2 separate regions of the Mus musculus genome follow, and region 2 is linked to region 1. The links are chromatin loops, found by intact Hi-C in ENCODE. Cell type or tissue: left cerebral cortex. All regions are shown on one strand.

Region 1 (2,500 bases):
GCCTCAGGCCTGAGTAACAATTGCTTTTAGAAAGAAAAGAGAGATGTCTCATGTCCATTTAATAACCTTCATAGTTGACTACATTGGATCTGCGTGTCAGACTTAGAACGTTTGGTTGCTCCTACATCACATAAAACTTTTCAAATTTGCACTCTGTATGCTTTTTAAAGTTCAGAATGGGATCACAGTGGGCAAAGATTTTTCTATTTCATAGGGCAAAAGATTATCTGATCACAAAAAGGTCAAATTTTAGATATGCAAATTGCATATCTCTTTCTCCCCCTTTCACTGCTGGGCAGCCCCGCTCCTTTCTTGAGATTCCCCTTTACACAGCCTAAAGGTCTCTGTCTACAGGGGTGTGGGAGTGTGGCTCCAGGTCTTTGTGAAGCTCTGTTTGACTCCTGACTCCAGACTTTCCCCACAGGAAAAAAAAAAGGTCAGACTTGTTTTCGTTTTTAAACAATCTGTGTGATTTGAATAGAAATGGCACTGAAGGTGGAATGAAATTAGCATTTAAAAATCCCCTGAGCCTGTTCAGTCCTTACTACAATCTACTACACTTTCACCAATTTAGCTCTGCCTTTGAAATGCTTTCGTGCTGTGGTTAAGCACCAGGGAGCCAGGCTTGATTTTGAAGCGTGATTCTCTTCATCAATGGGGTATGGGACTTGGGTAAAAAAAAATGTAACCCGTGTGAGACCCGATTTTCTCTTTGAGAAGCGGGAATAATAACGTCTGAGTTTTCCAGGATTAAATAGATAGCTGTGTGTGAAGCTGCAATCAAGGACGATATACAGGAAAATAACCCAGTCCGTTCATAACGAACCCAGTTTATTAAGCTTACGGATAATATTTGAAAAGCTATTTCTATGAAGTGATTCCATTAACATTTGCGGAGGATTTGAGAATTTTAGGGATTATCTACTGTCACTAACAGTGACATTTATTCCGATTAAAACAAATCATTTCAAATGTCCTATGTAATTGAGGGATTAAAGAAAATGGCTTTTGTGTTTTCAATTTCAAAGATACGTTCACAGCGCCACCTGCCGATCAAGAGGATGAACGGCTTTTGGTCTATTTTGATAGGCAAAATAAATAAAATGCAAGAGTGTTTCCCTTGGTGTCTTTCTCAATACACTCTGTCATTTGCTTGAGAAATTTACATTATTTTTGCAAAGATCTGTAATGTTCTTTTGAAGTATCAAATATCTATTTATCTCTTTACTGACTGGACCCCATCATTGAGCCAGTTTAAATGGTGGGGTCAAATTATCAAATTAAACTAGTAACATAAAAGGTCAGGTGATCTGTACTGAGTATCTCTCTTCACCCAGAGGCTAGACCAGACAGACTGAACAGACGCATGCTAATCATTGGCTTTTACTCCATTGTAGAAAACATTCTCCAGCCCCAGGCTGACCGTAACGTTCATGTGAGGTTGGAGACTTTGAGAGACTACTCGGAGAATCTGGGTGTCGTTCAGCCAAGACTTGACCACTGTGGGATAAGAACAGCCCAGGTCCCAAAGGCACCAGAAGCACACACAGCCGGGTGCAAGGTGTCTATTGTATCTGTAGCAGAATTGTAAGTTGAAATGGTTATTATAATGAAGACTATATACGTCTTCTAAATTACAATGATACAATGTTATAAATGATGGACATGGTTATTACATATACATCTAATCAGAAACACACAGCCAACACCTAACTATGGATTACTATTAGCACACCCTTGGTATGCTTTACATATCATTTCAGTTTCTGTTTATGTCACCGCGAGTGTGCATATGTGTTTATATACATGTCACATATATAAGCAAATAAATGAACAAGTGTCATGAAGTACTTTTTCCACAAACTTTTTTCATTATTATAAAATTCATATACAAGGAATCATTCTAACCACCCAGCAGAGTGCAATTGTGCATTTCGTATTTTCAGAGTGCTATGTAGCTGTGTGTGACATATTTCTAGCACTGTTTACCACCACAAAGTAACTTATATACCCACAAATAGTTGCCCTCCCCCATTTTCCTCAAGCCCTGGGCAAATTCTGGCCCACAGCTTTGTATCTCTGTGAATGTGCTCATTGCTGCTGTTTTATGGAAGTGGGTTTATACACTGTATAGCTTTCTGTGGCTGCTTTCTTTCCTATAGCAGTGTTTTCAAGGTCCATGTACTTGGCAGTGTGTATCAGTTTTCAGTCTCCTTCATAGCTAAGTCACATGCCATTGCACATCTATTCCCAAACCTGTCTACCCACTCATGGATGGTTCCTTATCTGCACTTTTATGGGGTTCTGACTATCTATCGTCCCTATGAGAGCTGTGCAGGTGTCATTTGAATGCCTCTTCTGTGACCTTTGGGTATATAGTTAGGAGTAGAGATTGTGGCTGTATGCTGCTCTGTTCTAACTATGACATTCTGTCAAAGTCTAAATTGCCAAACTCTTCCCTGTGGTGGCTACCACGTATTGTACTACCAGTATTGTATGC
Region 2 (2,500 bases), 320 kb before region 1:
TTGGGTCCCCAGACGAGGCTAATTGGTGATAGGCTGCTCAGTGGAGAGCTTGTCTCAAAGGAGATAGATCAGATTATCCGAGGGTAATACCTAAGGTTGTCCACACAGGTACACACTCTTGCACTGGCACGAACACACCTACACACACACACACACACACACACACACACACACACACACAAAAGCATAATGAATATTTAACAAAAAATTATTTGAGTAGAGATTAGAAAATTCCAGGAAAAGAAGTGAGTAGTAGTGTTCTCAGAGGGAAAGCCGATGTGGACCACGATGAGTAAACACCCACAGCTGACAGAAGCTAAGAGGTTTCTCATAAGCATGACATGCAGGCAGCGTGGCTGCTCAGTGGCTCTAATAACCATATAAATGGGGGGGGGGTGTCAGCTCTGATTACACAGGAGAGTCACTGGGAAACTGACTTCTGCTCTAAAATGCAAGTGACTTTTTCCTCCTTCCGAATTCTCACTAAAGACAATCATGGTTTGCTTTTATGACCCTGAGGAGTGGCTGAAGCTATGGGGTGTGATCTCTTGTGGGCCTTTTCAGATTGGTCCTTATTTCTGGTTTGATGTGCATCTATGCAGTTACCTCGTCCGTACTGACAATTATTTGTTCCTGCTTTAAGTTCCTTTAAGAGTAAACGTTAGACCTTTTTCCCGTCCTTGTTACTGAAGTCTGGAGTTTTTTCTTTGTCATTTTCCCTCACTCCCCCAGTACACACACATCTGTCCGACTACATCTGACTCTGACTCTGCCTGAGTCTACATCTCCATTTACCTTTTCTCATTCCTCTAACTAGTCTTGTTGTGTAGCAGGTCTCTGCCATTGTCACTTCATCTCCCTTTAAAGCTCCTGTAAGGATTCAAATAGCCAGGAAAGCTTGTGTTGATAAAATCCATATCTCAATGTCTTATTACTGACAGAGAATACATCCAAGTCTTGTTTTTCTTCAATTTTTAATGAGTCTTGTTTTTTCAAACATGCCTCTCCAATCTTCTTTATGTTGCAAACTATGCATTTTAAATGTTAGTAGGTTTTTCTGGGCTTCTGATGCCTGATATTATCATCCCTTTATTAACAGCCCCTGTGTTTGATGAATAGTCTACAGAACAGTACTCTTAAATTTAACCAGAGTAAAGGAGCCACATTTCTTTGGGTGACACAGCTGTGTGGCAGCTGGAGCCCTTCGCTCTGCTGCCATCTAGTGGTTCTCTGCTTTATGTGTTTTTTTCAGAAGTATTTCAGATGCCACATTGAAAAAAAATCACACAAACTTCATTTCTCATTTAATGTTATCAGAGGATGCACAGATAAAATATGTCACTAGAAAATAAAACATTCAAAGTTTCTAACGGAAGCATTGTATAAATGTCCCTCCGTGCTGATGACGACGGATGATTACTTCAGAAGTATCAGGATGGGTACTGCTCCCATGAGGCCCTTCCTCCCCACCGCTTTCTTGCAAAGTTAGGTTCATTACCCATCTCTTAGCCACACAAGTCTTACAGAGGGATGTGAGATGAACCATAAAATCCACATCGGTGTAGCTCCTGCTGAGATCTCCAAGTGCTACTGGCATGGGCATCCTCTGAGCATGAGGACAGTGGGGTTCAGGAAGAAACCTGTCAGGACAGTGTACCTGTATCCACCCAACCCCATTACTCCTGAGACCAGAATAACTCCAAGTAATCTTTTGTGAAAAGCAGCCTCAAGACTTTTGTAGCTAGCATCTTGTTCTTCCCTGGCAAATTTACCTATAGACATTTAACGGTTTCCTCTTTTGTGCCAGATCTGTGTGAACCTAGTGCTGTTTCTAATGGGCATTAACAACCAGTGAACTTTGACTGACTGGATCCAACAGATAGTAAAATATGTGGCGCTCTAAATAGGGAAGTGTGTGGTGAGGCTGTGGCCAGACAGCAGGCACAGCTGCTCACCCTGCAGTGGTTATCCTTGTCCTGTCCCTGAGTCTTCATTGTCTGTCTTCAGAGGTGGTAAAGGGAACTATTGTGAAATCTGACATCTTATTTTGTGTTCTTCCTTTGCAGGTCTGTACCAAAACCCTTTATCCCAATATAACCTCTACCGATTGTATATAATCTTCCACCTTCCCGGACTGGAGTTGCTTGATCGGAAACGTAAGAATGCTTTAGGAAAAAAAAAAAAAAAAAGGAAGGGAGGGAGGGAGGGAGAGAGAGGGAGGGAGGGAGGGAGGGAGGGAGGGAGGGAGGGAGGGAGGGAGGGAGAAGAAGAGAAGAGAGGAGAGGAGAGGAGAGGAGAGGAGAGGAGAGGAGAGGAGAGGAGAGGAGAGGAGAGGAGAGGAGAGGAGAGGAGAGGAAAGAGAAAAGAGAAGGGAAGAGAAGAGAAGAGAAGAGAAGAGAAGAGAAGAGAAGAGAAGAGAAGAGAAGAGAAGAGAAGAGAAGAGAAGAGAAGAGAAGGAAAAAGAAAGGAAAAGAAACGCAGGACACCTAGTGAAAGAATA

The links. A loop is a pair of places that touch in the nucleus more often than their neighbours do. Peaks named below come from ENCODE experiments on the same cell type or tissue, not always from the same donor. Only the 100,000 strongest peaks of a DNase experiment are listed, where the experiment ranks them.
Region 2: a loop joins it to region 1, with 6 times the contacts of the local background. A loop is called at or near these places in 10 of 42 quality-filtered maps.

The regions. Positions count from the first base shown.
Region 1 is chr12:35,894,933-35,897,432 of GRCm38, reverse strand. No RefSeq gene overlaps it. Among named protein-coding and RNA genes, the nearest start is that of Agr3, 29 kb to the left of the region's middle. In left cerebral cortex, a CTCF peak has its summit at 1,048 (motif pointing left); DNase peaks (open chromatin) are centred at 645 and 1,021; H3K4me3 peaks cover 626 bases; H3K27ac peaks cover 417 bases.
Region 2 is chr12:36,213,983-36,216,482 of GRCm38, reverse strand. It overlaps Lrrc72 (leucine rich repeat containing 72), which reads left to right. Exons shown (of 9, transcript NM_001361098.1): 6 at 2,067-2,156. Among named protein-coding and RNA genes, the nearest start is that of Gm40390, 35 kb to the left of the region's middle. In left cerebral cortex, a CTCF peak has its summit at 1,210 (motif pointing left); a DNase peak (open chromatin) is centred at 1,212.